Linked DNA regions of Homo sapiens: region 1 is linked to region 2. Evidence: chromatin loops called from intact Hi-C (ENCODE). Cell type or tissue: PC-3. All regions are shown on one strand. Region 1 overlaps OSBPL1A (oxysterol binding protein like 1A). Region 2 holds the start of LOC124904268 (a long non-coding RNA gene).

Region 1 (8,000 bases), 130 kb before region 2:
CCTCACCCCCCTCCTTACTCCTCCTCTATACTTTGCTCTCAAACCTCTCGCTATAATATAGTCAGGCTATCCCCACCCTTCCCCTAAAGGGCTCTAAGAAAGGTCGCTAATTACTTCCACATTGCAAAGTACAATGGTCATTTTTCAATTCTTATTTTGACTCATCCACCACATCTGATGCTGCTGAATTCATTCCTCCCTTCCTCATATCTTGCAAGGCCTGTGAAGTGAAGGAAGCATAAGATCTGGTCCCTGCGCATGGCCCAGCAGCGGGGAAGTGTTTTGTGAACAAACGAGTTCAGTAGATTTCTCTAGGTGATCACAGGAGTCTGAATGGGGGCAGCGGGCTACAAAGGAGGCATCAGTCAACTTTACAGAGTGGAGAATGTTGTATCAGGAAAGAACTGTGGCTGATGATTGAGCTGCGTTCGCTGACAAGGAGTAAGAGTGGGGATGAGGACAGTTACAATACAGGAGCTGTCCCAAGCAATAAGAACACCATGGCCAACACAGCGAGGAATGCACTGTGCAGTGAGATGGCAGTGGAAGGCACAGAACGGGCAGACATGAGACTGTGAGTCAGTCTTAAAGCTGACTACATAGGATAAATAAAAAGCAAACACAGGCTGGGCGCGGTGGCTCACACCTGTAATCCCAGCACTTGGGGAGGCTGAGGTGGGTGTATCACTTGAGGTCAGGAGTTCAAGACCAGACTGGCCAACATGATGAAACCCTATCTCTACCAAAAATACAAAAATTAGCCCGGCATAGTGGCACTCCCCTGCAATCCCAGTTACTCGGAAGGCTGAGGCAGGAAGAACTGCTTGAACCCAGGAGGTGGAGGTTGCAGTGAGCTAAGATTGAACCACTGTACTCCAGCCTGGGAGAGACAGCGAGACTCTGTCTCAAAAGAAAAAGGTAGGTAGCGGGAAGAAATATAAAATGAAGCTAGGGATGAGGTAGTCTCCCGATACATGTCATGAGGTTCTGTATACTCACTAGAGAGGAATCATAAACTCTGAGCTTTGTAGTTTCAAAGGCAAAGAAGTAAACATCAATTACATGATTTACAGTGCCTGTGAAATAAAAACTAGTTGCTTAAAAGCCAAAGCTCAGTGATTTCTAGTGCAATGAATAGAGAGATGTGGAATGTATACTGTGTGAAATAGTTTGGGCTTACTCTGTCAGTAACAGAGAACCATTCTTGAGAGATTATACCTTCAAAGCCTTGGTCACACCAATCTATCGCTAGTACAGCATCGTTTCATGTGGAGACTCATGGTTCTATAGATATTTCAGTTTAAACATGTTTAGCTCAATACCAAAGAGGGCATAGCCACTGTGGAGGTTGCTGATGAAAGTCAAAGCCTATCCATAGAAGTTATTTTCAAGTCTCCCTGTAAAACAAATCAGTGCTACATCTTGGTATCTATGAAGTGATAAATCAATCTTTTTTTTTTTTTGGCTTTTTTTTGAGACGAAGCCTCGCTCTGTCACCCAGGCTGGAGTGCAGTGGCACGATCTCGGCTCACTGCAACCTCTGCCTCCCTCACGCAAGTGATTCTTGTGCCCCAGCCTCCCAAGTACCTGGGACTATAAGCGCGCGCCACCATGCCCGGCTAATTTTTGTATTTTTAGTAGTGACAGGTTTCACCATGTTGGCCAGGCTGGTCTTGAACTCCTGGCCTCAGGTGATCCGCCCACCTCGGCCTCCCAAAGTGCTGGGATTACAGGCATGGGCCACCACGCCCCACCAATAATTCAATCATAAAATTCTGGGTTCTTCAATGTTCCCCCACATATAAACATCAAAATGTTAGTGGGTAATATATTAATGCCTTAGTAGAAAGCATGAAGGGAAGAGGTGCATCCTGCCTCCCATGTGCTGGTTGCAGTGCTCTCTTGCAGTAGGGTTAGGCCACGACACTCAGGCTTTCAGGACAAACAAGGAGAGGGAGGAGGGAGGAATGGGGAGTTGGTAGTTAATGGGGATGGAGTTTCAGTTTGGGATGACAAAAAAGTTCTGGAGAGAGATGGTGGTGATGGTTGCATAGGAAAGTAAAGGTTCTTAATCCCACTGCATTGTACACTCAAAAAGGGTCACGTTGGAAAGTTTATGTTATGTATATTTTACAATAAAAACAACAACAAACAAACAAAAACCAGGCAAACACACAAAAACCTGTCCCTAAAAGCCAATGAGCTAGCTATCATGTTGGATGCATGGACTATATTCTGGTCTGGTTAACTCTTACCTCATTGCCAGGAAAACTGGTTGATTTTTCTAGAGCCATATTTTTTTAATGCAGCAGAAGGAAGGTATTTTTACAATATACATAGCTAGACTTCAGACAATGGCAGCCTGTCGTTATTCTTTTTATTTCCCACTCCATTTTCTCCTTAATAAACATATACGTTTCTATAACAGGCAAAACCACTCAAAAATTTTAGGAAACTTCTGACCCCTGAAAAACAGCATAAAAGATTTATGAAATAGCCCTACATTATTTACTGAACTTTTGATGAGCACTTAGGAAAATCTGTGCAGCCCTGAGTAATGACGGGAAATGGAATACTCTTGATAAGCACTTATTTGTGGGTGTGTTTACTCCCATCTAGTTCCAAAAGGATTCAGGTGACTCAGTCGATGATTATATTTTATAGGGAAACCATCAAGCCACGTGCAGTGGTGTGCACCTGTAGTCACAGCTGCTCGGCAGGCTGAGGTGGAGGATCACTTAAGCCCAGGAGTTTGAGACTGGGCAACAGAGCGAGACCCTGTCTCTCAAAAACATTAAGAAGTGTCAGAATAACACCTTGAAAAACATATATTTTACAAGATAAAATGCTCTAGTTTACAGAAGCATTGAAGGTGGACAGAATCTTTACCTGATTAGTTCCTCAATTAAAACAGCAGTATTAATAGAATTAAAATGTAAAATCTCACAAAGTTTGCTTTAATGTTATGGGTCGACAATGGCCCAGATCTTTAAAGTTCTTTTTGTTTGTTTGTTTTGAAACAGACTCTTGCTCTGGCACCCAGTCTGGAGTGCAGTGGCGTGATCTCAGTTCACTGCAACCTCCGCCTCCTGGATTCAAGCAACTCTCCTGCCTCAGCCTCCCTAGTAGCTGGGATTACAGGCGCCCACCACCACGCCCAGCATTTTTGTATTTTAGTAGAGATGGGGTTTCACCATGTTGGCCAGGCTGGTCTTGAACTCCGGACCTCAAGTGATCCACCCACTTTGGCCTCAAAGTGCTAGGATTACAGGTGTAAGCCACTGCACCTGCTTTAAGATCTTTAAAGTTCTGTCCATGTTAGAACTCAGAATTATTTTAAACACATTCAGATTGAACACAGTCTCCTTTCTCATCAAAATAGCATGGAAGCCAATGAATGGCTATTGCCGGCTTATGGTGACTTTAACTTTACTCTAGAATTAAGATCCTGACCGCTATGCTCCTTTTTGTAATTGAGTGAGAGAACTTTCCAAGAGTTGATTTGTTAATTTTTCCTACTATTAAAAGGCTGAAAGAAGAGGCCATAAAGTTCACAATATAAACATGCCAACAATTCTTGTAAGTTATCCTGATAAGCACTTTTTTATCCTGACCTTTGGAAACCAGCCTGAGAACAAATAGTACACAAAGCAGCAAGATGGGGAAGAACTGTGGATAATGTCCAAGTCACCCTTCCTCCTGTTACTGAAGGTAACAGAAAACAGCCAGGAAACGCACACATGCTTAATTTAATACCTTTATTGTTTACGGTTTCCCACGTACCAGGCATGTTCTGAAAATGTCCAAAGCAACCCAAGGTACAGCTTAAAATATCAGTGCCAAATTTTTATTTAGCCTTGAGGTACAACTGCATAAACTCAGAAATAGCACAGTAAATATGAAGAACACAAAGAAAGTAAACACAACCTAACATATTTAAAGTGAATCATAAACTGAAAACCGGGATGAGTCCAGAGGGGGCTGCCAAGAGACTGCTGCAATAATTTACTAAGGAAGTGACAAAAGCTTGAAACAGATTCTTGGCAGCAAGCAACAAGAGTCGGAGACATTCTAGACAGATCCTCTCTGAATGATGTCCAAGGTCAAAATTAGCCAAATGGTAGGGTATTGCTTGTGACAGAGTTTCTTAAAAGTACCGGCTCATCCCCAAGCAACTAAATCTACTACTGTTTTCTACAATTTGTAACATCTGCACATGTAATGGAACATGAGGAGTTATACAAACCGTAGTGTGTGGGCTACTGGAAATCTTACGTGGATCTATTTTGGGCTACCAAATCCAGAGCTTCCCAATTTGTCTTGTTTCTCAACATTATTTTTAGGAAGGTCACATTATGCATTAACTCTACAAAGAAAACAATTCTAGAACTAAAGGCCAGTTGCAGAATAATCCATAGTTAGAAAACAAAGTATTTTCATGTGACTTCGATGTAATAAGTCAACATTTACTAAGTACCTACCACACATCAGGTAAAGTGCAAGTTGCTGAAGCAGTTTGGAAAGATGAATGATATGGCTGGTGCCCTCCAAGTGTTCAAGATTTAAAAGATGTACTCTTACATCTGCTGAGAAATGCTAAAACTGGTTTCAGTTTCATGATATAACTATCTATTGGTTTTGCCCATCTACGCTATCGGATTTTATGCATTATTCATGCACATTTCAACCAAAATAGCATTAAGGGGAACGCTTAGCAAGAAAGCCTTTCTAGAGCAACTGATCTCAACATGTTTCTCAAAAGGAAAATGAACACACAGTAAGAAAAGTAATGCGTTCTGAACCTACAATATTCAAAGAGCAGGAATTTTCCGTGAAACTGCTCTCAGACTAGTTACTAAAGAAAAACCACCATGAAATTAGTTATTTAACCAGTAATAAGTGTTTCAAAAACAACTCCTTAGAAGATTATGAGAGATTCCTAAAGTCATGTACCTTTAGTTTTCTCTCCTTTAACTAATTTTCATCTGCCCCCTCCCTGGTAGCAGTATCCTATCTCCAACTTTACTGTAAACCCCTTGGGAACAAATGTCATTTTCTAATATCAATACTATCTCATCCCTCCTTCCTCCTTTGCTACCCATCCCTACTCTCCCCTGCAGAATCCAAAGTGGTGAATATAGATGCATAAAATCACCATGCATTCCTGATTATCTTAGGCTCATTATTGAATAACAATATATTTTTAGGGAGGACAGAAACATCAATGACATTTCTTCAACAACCTGCATTCGACAAGCATTTAGAGAACTCTGATTCTGTGCTACGTACTTCAGGGATGTAAACAGATATGGTCCCTATTATATTTTTCTTTCTTTCTTTCTCTCTTTCTCTCTCTCTCTCTTTCTTTCTTTCAGACAGAGTCTCGCTCTGTTGCCCAGGATGGAGTGCAATGGCGCGATCTCGGCTCACTGCAACCTCCGCCTCCCAGGTTCAAGCTATTCTCCTGCCTCAGCCTCCCAAGTAGCTGGGATTACAAGCATGTGCCACCATGCCCGGATAAAGTCTTTTGTATTTTTAGTAGAGGCAGGGTTTCACAATGTTGGCCAGGCTGGTCTCAAAACTCCTGGCCTCAAGTGATCCACTCGCCTTGGCCTCCCAAAGTGCTGGAATTACAGGTGTGAGCCTCTGCGGGGTCCTATTATCTTACAAACAAAACACAAGGAGGCTATAAAAGAGATGTAAACTGAAGGAAACACAAAAAAAGAAACTAATTCTGCCCGGAGGAGTCAGGAAAGGCTACCCAGGAGAAGAGGTATTTGAGAGCCTTGGTGGACAAAGTAGCAAAAAGAAAAAACAACACTGATAGGGTAGAAATATATATGAATATATATGAAGAACCACTTTCTTCTTCTATAAAGCATTTCTATAAGCTTATTTGAAGAATACTTTATCCACAGTGGTTTCTCATGATATCTTTTTGTTTCAATGCGCATGAATGTCTAGCCCTTTTCCCAGGAAGTGTTCCCTTACAGCTATATCCGAAATTTCACTTGACATAACCATTTCATTCCTTAAACACACCCACTCCCACACCCACACACGCAATGAGGACAAAATGTGAGGCTTCATTAAATTTATCTCCTTTTAAATAAGTTTACACAATGGAATTTAATCAAATTTGTGGGGAAAAAAATCTGTGTGCTTTATGGAGTTTTATGAAATGTTTCGTCACTGAGCTTACTGGAAAAATAATTTTCTCAAGCGATCCCAGGGGGGACGCCAGGGGGCTGGAAAAATTCCTCTCTTACACTGCTGGCTCTGCACCAAGGCTTGCTTCACCCACCTTATGAGTAGATTTCCATTGATCTTGCTTATCTGAAAAAGCTTAAAGGGATATGATAAAGGGAAACAGGAAACCACATGGACTTTAGATCTAATGAAGTTATCCCTTTATTTTAAAGTAACACGAGTTAACAACTTTTTAAAAGATTAAACATTTAGTGAAAATATTTTTTAAATCTTTTAAGAAGAGTAAGTTGAAAAATCTTTTTTTTTCATACCTTCTCAATATCAGGATAGGCTTGATTTCATCTATCGTCATGATTTAGTTGTTAAAATTAAGCTTCAAATGAAGTGGAGGTTTGTATACTTTTCATTGCTCTTTACTAACTGTGCATCCAACTGCCTGACATCACTACTGCATCTGAGGCCTGGAGGAGGCACTGGTATAGTAAGTGGAGGGAACAAGGGGACAAAGTGAGTGTGAAGAGGCAGTAGGGTCTGGATCATGTCGAGAGCCTTGAAGGTCCGTGAAGGCATCTGAGTTTCATTTTAAGTGCAATGAGAAACCACTGAAAAATTCTAGGTGAGGGAATGCGATGATGTGATTGTCAACAAAGGATCACCATGGATGGTGTGTACGGGATGAACGTCAGCAGGCCAAGGCTGGAAGCACCAAGATCAGTTAAGAGGCTAGAGGAAAGTAGGTGCAGTGCGGGTCACCATAATGAGAGCTAATATCTGCTAGCCCCTTAGTGTGCCTGGCACTGTTTTAAGTACATTACAAATATGTATTAGTTAATTCTTTGCAATGATCCTATGACCCATTTGCAGATGAAGAAATGAGGCAGAGGAAAGTGAAGTAACTTTCCCAAGAGTAGGGGAATGGTAGAGCTTTGACTAAGCAAGAGCCTTCAGCTTGAGTACCTATACTTTTAACTGCTACCCTCCATTAGTAAAACACAGATGAATTCAAGATATGATTTGAAGGCAGAATGGCCAGGCCTCGATTCTATGTCTCATGGAAATGTCACGAATCACTCCTAGTTTCTGGCTTTAGGAGATGAAGAGGTGCCATTTACAAAAATGAGGCCAATTCCAGGAGAAATAGTATCTGGGAGGAAGAGCAAGCATTTGTTTTTTATACATAAAGCTGACAGCTGAATATGTAAGTCTCTAGCAAGAGATCAAGGCTGGAGATATAAATTTGGGGACTGTGGCAGTCAGCACAAGGGCTTCCCCAAGACGTCCATGTCCTTATCTCTGGAACCTGTGAATATGTTACCTTTCATTAATAAAAGGGACTTTGCAGATATGATTAAGTTACGTATATTGAGATGGGGAGATTATACTGGATCATCTGAGTAGGTCCAACGTAATGCCATAGGTCTTTATAAAAGGGAAGGAGCAAGGCCAGAGTCACGGGCAGTCAGAGAGAGACTTCCAGATGGAGGATGGGGCCTTGAGCCAGGGAATGCAGGCAGGTCCCTAGAAGCTAGAAAAGGCAAGGCAACAGTCTCTTCTAGAGCCTTTAGAAGAAACACAGCCCTGTGGACACCTTGATGTTGGAACTTCTGACCACCAACTGTAACAGAATATATTTGCATTGTCTACTAAGCCACTAAGTTTGTGGTGATCTATTGCAGTAGCAATAGCAGACTAATACAGGAATTTCAAGTTAGTATTTAGTTATACAATATTGAAAGTGTAGGTGAAGGAAGCAATAACTAAACAAAAGTCTCCTTGAGAAGTCACAAGGA
Region 2 (8,000 bases):
CAATCTAGCATGCCCACTTATTAAGGCTCACGCCTGTAACCCCAGCACTTTGGGAGGCCGAGGCAGGAGGATCATGAGGTCAGGAGTTCTAGACCACCGTGACCAACATGGTGAAACCCCGTCTCTACTAAAAATACAAAAAATAGCTGGGCATGGTGGCAGGCACCTGTAATCCCAGCTACTTGGGAGGGTGAGGCAGGAGATCATTTGAACCCGGGAGGCGGAGGTTGCAGTGAGCTGAGATTGCACCATTGCACTCCAGCGCGGGCAACAGGTCGAGACTCCATCTCAAAACAAAAAACAAAAAACAGCAACAACAAAAAACCTGTCTTTCATGGCACTTCTGGCCTCTTGACATCTCTTAATGGGGACCATTTCTTTTTCCCTGATCCTAGGACCCATCCAAGTACAACTCAATCTGCACCATCAAAAGATATCAACAGTGAAAGGTAAGAGGCAGAAGAGAGTCACCCCATTAAAAGTCATGATACCGGCTGAGCGCAGTGGCTCACGCTTGTAAACCCAGCACTTTGGAAGGCCAAGGCAGGCAGATCACCTGAGGTCAGGAGTTCAAGACCAGCCTGGCCAACATGGTGAAACCCTGACTCTACTAAAAATACAAATCTTAGCCAGGCATGGTGGCATGCGCCTGTAATCCCAGCTACTCAAGAGACTGAGGCAGGAGAATTGCTTGAACGCGGGACACAGAGGTTGCAGTGAGCTGAGATCATGCCACTGCACTCCAGTTAGGGCAACAGAGCTAGACTCTTGTCTCAAAAAAAAAAAAAAAGAAAAGAAAAAAAAAGAAAAGAAAAATTAGCCAGGCATGGTGGCACACACCTGTAATCCCAGCTACTTGGGAGGCTGAGCCAGGAGAATTCCTTGAACCTGGGAGGCAGAGGTTGCAGTGAGCTGAGATCGCGCCACTGCATTCCAGCCTAGGCAACAGGGCAAGACTCCATCTCAAAAGAAAAAAAAAAAAGTTATGATACCTTGTCCAGTTTCTGGACCTGAGTCAACTTTGGACATAGAACTATTTACTGAAGGAGAGGCCAGATCCTCCAGGGAAAGATTCTGCAACACCAAAGCAAACATGAACTGTCGTGAATTCCCCCGACCATTCCCAAAGGGACCAATGATCATTTACTCAAGAAACTATACAGTGGAGAAAGCGGATCACCAAGACATCTCACAAGCTGTTAGATCTAAGGTCCAAACTGGCACTGACACCAAGAGATCCAAAATGTCATGAGGCCCCTGTGTTAGAAAGGGGGCATGCATGGGAGTGAGATGATAAATGGCGCCCTGGCTGAGGTCTGGCTCACGGTGCGGGTGCTGGTTGGGTCCAGAAATACACCTAGTGGTCATTCTCCTAGTCCCTGAATATGAAATTGGAATAGACACACTTAGTTGTTGGTACAACCCTCACATTGCCATCTTGGTCTATTGTATAGGAGCCAAATGGAAGTGGCTACTCACCCCCAGCCATGGCCAAGACATATCAAAACCAATATCCCATATGGGAAGGGATGGCAGAAATCAGTGCCACCCTTAAAAACCTAAGAGAATGCAGGGGCCATGGTCCCTATCATATTTCCATTGAATTCACTCATCTGCCACTATAAAACCCAGATGGAATGTGGAGGATGACACTGAACTTCCAGAAACTCAACCAAATAGTGACCCCAATTATAGCCACTCTGCCACCTCAGGTACATGGTAAGCAGCAACCGATAGGGCAAATGTACCTTTTCTATCCCTATTAGGAAAAAAAATCAAAGACAGTTTGGATTCACATGGACAAGAGTATACATGTACAGCTTCCGCCTCATGCCATCTGGGAATCTGGCAGCAAATCACACTGGTCCACTTTATCAATAACATTGTCAATCAAGAAAAATGATGAGACAAGTCTCAATCATTTTAGATTTATTTGCCAAAGTTAAGGACACGCACCCAGGAGACAGACATCTTTCTCTGAAGATGATTTTTGAGGGCTTCAAATTTAAAGGGGAAAGGGCAGGATATTGAGAAGTACACAATTTTCAGGTAAGGGGGTGGGTGGGAAAAGATAGTCATGCCTTTGTCTGGCTCCATGAATCTGCATGTTTTTACATAAGATGACATAAACGGGGCAGAAGAAAAACGTAGGGAATCTGCATTCTACATAACACAGACAAAATGGGGCAGGGGAACAATTAGATATGCATTTGCGTGTGGTGGGCCTGGGTGACTGCACCTGTAAAGATAAGCTATCACTTTGCATTGCTCACTAGGAATTTCCTTGTGAGCAAAATATGGGGGAGGCATGTAGCTTTTCCTCTTGTAGCCACCTTATTTAGGAACCAAAAGGGGGAGGCAGGTTTGCATGACCCAGTTCTCAGCTTGATTTTTCCCTTTGGCAAAATGAGTTTGGGGTCCCAAAATTTAATTTCCTTTCATAACATCATGCTAACAGAACCAGGAGAAGAGGCTTCTTCTCCACGAGGCTAGGATGTTCAAAGCCTTGGTAAGACATATCTGATCCAGTGGGTGGGAGGTAAAACTTAGGAAGAATTCAGGAGCTTTTCCATGTCAGTAAATTTTTAGAAGTTCACTGGTCTGGGCAATGACAAGACACTTCCTCAGAAGAATAAATTACTGCATCTTGCACTTCCCATAACAGAAGGGAGCACAGTGCCTGGTTGGCTTCAACAGGTTTTGGGGCAGCTTATTCCACACCTAAAGATAATGCTCTGATTCGTATGCTAGAAGGCACCAAAGGCTGCCTGAACATTGGGGTCCTTGCATCCAAGGACCAGCAGGCAAGAATAGTCACCATCTTAGCAGAAGTAATTGAACTTGATCAGCAGAAAAAAGTAGGGCTGTACACATTGGGGATGTACGTGGAAGAACAGGTTTAGCATACGATGAGAAACTCAGGTGTGTCCTGGTATTCTCTTGTCCAATTTTTATGGTAAATGGACAAGGGCAGCAACTCCAGCCTAAGAAGGGCATGGTATCCAGGGGCTCAGACCTCCAGGGATGAGGGTTTCCAGAGTATCCACGTATCCATGACTGACTGTCCCAGTGTATAAAGGCCTGGCTGCTCATCCCCAACAGGGACAACTTTGAAGCATCATCTCCTCTGCAAAGCTTCGCACACAGCAGAAAGGCTGAGGCATCGCTTGAGCCGGCAGCACTACTTGACTTGTCCACTCCTGTCCACTTCTTCCCCACCCTCGTGCACAGGTGTGATGCCACGAGCACTCCATAAACCTGCTGCCCACTCATCTCCATCTCAGCTTCCCTGAGAACAGATCTAGAACAAATTATATGTATATATTTCAAGGCAGTCATTCTCCATCAAATGAAACGATACGTGTCAAGTTGTCTGGGCATCGCCTGAAACACAGTAGGCCTTCAATACATAAACATGAGAAATGGTCTCCTAGGAAATCCTAAAGCCCAGGATTATACATATATTCTGTATGTTAGGTGAGATAGAGAGAATTTCTGAGACACAGAACATAGGAAGCATTTATTGTATTTGTTTATTTACTATTTTAGAGACAGGGTCTTGCTCTGTCATCCAAGCTGGAGTGCGGTGGTGCCATCATAGCTCACTCACTGTAGCCTCAAACTCCTGGGGCTCAAGCGATCCTCCTGCCTCAGCCACCAGAGTAGCTGGGACTACAAGCACATGCCATACATCCAGCTTTGAGTTTTTTAGAGATGGGGTCTTGGCTGGGCACGGTGGCTCATGCCTATAACCCCAGCACTTTGGGAGGCTAAGGCAGGCAGATCACTTGAGCCCAGGAGTTTCAGACCAGCCTGGGCAACATGGCAAAACCCTGTCCCTACAAAAAATACAGAAAATTAGCCAGGTACAGTGGCACATGCCTGTGGTCCTAATTCCTGGGGAGGCTAGGGTGGGAGGATCACTTGAGCTCTGGATGTGGAGGTTGCAGTGAGCTGAGATTGCACCACTGTACTCCAGCCTTGGCGACAGAGCGAGACCCTGTCTATAGAGAAAGAGACAGAGACAGAGAGAGAAAGAGAGAGATATGGTGGGGGGCGGGAAGAGGGGGTCTTGTTATGTTGCCCAGGTTGGCCTCTAACTCCTGACTTCAAGCGATCCTCCTGCCTTCGCCTCCTGTGTAGCTGGGATTATAGGTGTGAGCCACTACACCCGGCTCTGGAAGCATGTGTTTTACAAGCATTCTCAGCTGGGCGTGGTGGCTCATGCCTGTGATCCGAGAACTTTGGGAGGCTGGGGTAGGAAGACCGCTTAAGGTTCAAGACCAGCCTGGGCAACACGGTGAAACCCTGTCTCTACAAAAGATTTTTAAAAATTAGCCAGGTACAGTGGCGCACGCGTATAGTTCTAGGTGGAAGGATCTGTTGTGCCCAGACGTTCAAGGCTGCAGTGAGCTATGAGGGCCCCACTGCACTCCAGCATGGGTGAAAGAGTGAGATCCTGTATCTAAATAAATAAATAAAAATTAAAAAAAAATAAAAGTATTCTCAATTCTGCTAAAAGGTCAGTGCAACAATCCAAATATTCATTATACATACCATATTCCTATTTTAAATTGATTATAAAAGGCATAAAAACTTTATAACTGCATCTGAAAGTAAAGTAAGGAACAAATACTAAACACAGTATTTTAAAATTCTGGTATTCTGATTTTTACCAAAGAACACTAGGGGGCACTAATGTACCAAGAAAAGCCCAAAGGTGCCTCAAGAGCTGGGGAACTGCATGATTTTTTTGTTTGTTCTGTTTTTGTTTGAGACAGAGTTTCGCTGTGGTCACCCAGGCTGGAGTGCGATGGCGCGATCTCGGCTCACTGCAACCTCCGCCTCCCAGGTTCAAGTGATTCTCCTGCCTCAGCCTCCTGAAGTAGCTGGGATTACAGGTACCCGACACCAGGCCCAGCTAATTTTTTTGTATTTTTAGTAGAGACAGGGTTTCACCATGTTGGCCAGGCTGGTCTTGAAGTCCTGACCTCAGGTGATCCACCCGCCTTGGCCTCCCATAGTGCTGGGATTACAGGCATGAGCCACCGTGCCAAGCTGGGGAGCTGCATTTTTTAAATATTCCAGAGGATAAGAGTTTAAAGTGCTTTATAATAAGCCAAATCCCTTTTCAACTCAACATTCTACTTACTGAATCACAGGATCATAAGATATTTTAAAATTATCTTCATGGTAAATGATCACATAGGAATGAGATAACTTGATTCTTTTCATGAGAATTAGAAACCAAACTCTTTGCACAATTCAGTCATGCTTAGATATTGAGCACATACATTTTTTAATTTTAATGTTTCCTACATAACACAATCATGTAACTTCAGCTAAATGTTATTTTCTAAGACAACAGATAACAAAATACAGCAGATCTTCAAACAACACCATTTCATTCAACATCATTTCATTGCAATGTTCACAAGAAAAAAAAATCGATTCTTGGAGGGGGCCAATGTCTGTTGGAGTTCACATGTCCTTGTGTCTGCGTGGGTATCTCAGGTACTCTGTTTTCTTCTCACCTCCTAAAGATGTGCATAGCAAGTGAACAGGCATGTCTGAACTGTCCCAGTGTGAGTGTGGGTGTGTATGTGAGTGGCCCTGTGACAAGATGCATCCTCTCCAGGCCTGGATCCCCCTGTGCTCCCTGAGCTGCCGGGATAGGTTCCAGCCACCCTCACACCTGAACTGGAATAAATGGGTAAATAATTATCTTGTTTTTACTAATGTTTCTAAATGTATGAATAGCTCACATTTATTTCAATGTTTAATATCAGAAGTGTTTGCTCTTCATTTAGAAGTGTGGTAATTTTCTTTTCTTTTTTGGCACAGAGTCTCACTCAGCTGCCCAGGCTGGAGTGTGGTGGCACAACTGCGGCTCACTGCAGCCTCAACTTCCTGGGCTCAAGTGATCCTCCCATTTCAGCCTCCCGAGTAGCTGGGACTACAGATGCATGCTACCACATCTGGCTAATTTTTGATTTTGTAGAAGTGAGGTCTCCCTATGTTGCCCAAGCTGGTCTTGAACTCCTGGGCTCAAGCAGTCCACCTGCCTCAGCGCCCCAAAGTGCTGGCATTACAGACATGTGCCACTATGCCTGGCAGTGATGTTTTTTTGTGACTATAATTATTCTGTAGGAACTTAACTCTTGTTTATATGCATTGGCCTATGGTGAAGTTGGTTTCCTTATACATCGTTTATCCAAAAGTTAGTTTCCAAAAATCTATCATTGACATTAAGTGAGGACTTACTGTATATATGCTGATGCTCATGTCAAACTAAGGCTCAATTTAGCATGGTCTCACGTTCAAAGTTCAAGAAAATAGCAGAAATGGCCAAATATGTAAAGAGCTGAACATAGATAAATGAACTTATTTGATCTAGGTGATTACAGAGATGGGAGGTAAAACTTACCTTGTGCTCATGGGGACACAAAAAACAAGACATGATAATTCCTTGCTAGCAAGATTAATGCAACTTAGTAGCAGAGTTAAGACACAGACTACAGACTGGGTGCAGTGGCTCCCTCCTATAACCCCAGCACTTTGGGATTGAGAGCACTTGAGGTCAGGAGTTTGAGACCAGCCTGGCCAACCAACATGGTGAAACCCTGTCTCTACTAAAAATACACACTATGGTGGCACATGCCTGTAATTCCAGCTACTCAGGAGGCTGAGGCAGGAGAATCACTTGAACCCGAGAGGCGGAGATTGCAGTGAAGTGAGATCGTGCCACTGCACTCCAGCCTGGGTGACAATGGGAGACTCCATCTCAAAAAAAAAAAAAAAAAAAAAAAGACATAGACAAAAATAACACTAATACAAGGTAGAAGACGAATGAAAGTGCTGTACTGTGCCCAGGAATCCTGGAAGAGTATAGTTTCCTTCCAGCTGCAAGATGTTAGGAAAGAATTTATGGATATTACATTTGAGTAGCACTTTGAATGGGTAGATCTGGGCCATGTAGAAATAGATGACAATAGAATTTTCTTAGGTATATAGAAAAGAATGAGCAAGACCATAAAAAAAAACAGCAAGTAGTTCACGTAGTCAGGCAAATCGAGCCATCTGCAGCTCATATTTGAAACCCCACAAAGTCAAGCATAGAAATTAACCACAACCTTTATTGTTTATTATAAAAGGTTCTTTTTTCTCAGCTTGAGTTAAGACTCCATATCTGGTTCACAAGTATCAATTTATGAACAAATAGACAAGAGTGGTATAAAATGTACTAATTCAAACATGCTTAGCACATACAGAATTGACTCATGGTAACGTATTAAAAGTTAGTTAAATCTAGTCATTAGAATAATGAAAAGTGTGAAACAATATAATAATAAATTTGTTCTTTAACTCATGATAAATTCACATAAAGCTTCCAATCACGTGCTTACGAAATAACCTTTAGGTATCATGTTGGACTATGGTCAACAACTAGAATATACAAGAAATACACTCTATGTCATAGTTAATTTTGCATATCATTTAAATAATCAAAAAAACATTAATATGGGGTAAAGCAACTTTTAGCTATGAAAGGATAAGACAACTGTTATCCTGAAAAAATGAGCATAAAGCTGGACAAAATTGTCAAAACTAACCATTTTGTGGTGCTGGATATCCATTAAAGAAACAAACTGAGAGGCAGTTACTCCAGAGGAATGGCAGGAACTTGGAGGAAGAACACTGGGAGTCTTTAGCTTTCTAGCCACAGGCTATTAGTCCTCCCCACCTCCCCAAACAAGTCTGACCAGGGCAGGCCTGGCAGTGAAACCCAGCAGTTTTGCTGCCAGAGGGAAATGACTTGATTTAAAACAAAAGGCAAAAACCCAGTAAAAGTAGCAAATACAGCAGAAAACAAATGAGAACACCTACATGCTTGCTAGCATGAGGCTGCTTTTTCTATTAGAGTGTCTAGCTTTCTACCGCTGCTATAACAAATGACCACAAACTCGGTGGCTTAAAACAACAGAAAGAAATGTGTTACC

What was found. A loop is a pair of places that touch in the nucleus more often than their neighbours do. Peaks named below come from ENCODE experiments on the same cell type or tissue, not always from the same donor. Only the 100,000 strongest peaks of a DNase experiment are listed, where the experiment ranks them.
Region 1: it touches region 2 in a loop (3-fold over the local background); 1 of 110 quality-filtered maps calls a loop at or near these places.

Annotation. Positions count from the first base shown.
Region 1 is chr18:24,228,295-24,236,294 of GRCh38, forward strand. The region is part of intron 16 of OSBPL1A (oxysterol binding protein like 1A); the gene reads right to left. Among named protein-coding and RNA genes, the nearest start is that of MIR320C2, 89 kb to the right of the region's middle. RefSeq lists an enhancer at 5,335-5,944. In PC-3, no CTCF peak of the experiment used is centred here; DNase peaks (open chromatin) are centred at 167, 557, 2,627 and 3,937; H3K4me3 peaks cover 753 bases; H3K27ac peaks cover 4,191 bases.
Region 2 is chr18:24,355,211-24,363,210 of GRCh38, forward strand. The region is part of intron 4 of OSBPL1A (oxysterol binding protein like 1A); the gene reads right to left. It overlaps LOC124904267 (a long non-coding RNA gene), which reads left to right. Exons shown (of 3, transcript XR_007066312.1): 3 at 4,782-4,820. LOC124904268 (a long non-coding RNA gene) reads left to right here and starts at 4,866. Exons shown (of 3, transcript XR_007066314.1): 1 at 4,866-4,901; 2 at 5,639-5,713. In PC-3, a CTCF peak has its summit at 4,686 (motif pointing right); DNase peaks (open chromatin) are centred at 4,721 and 7,751; H3K4me3 peaks cover 380 bases.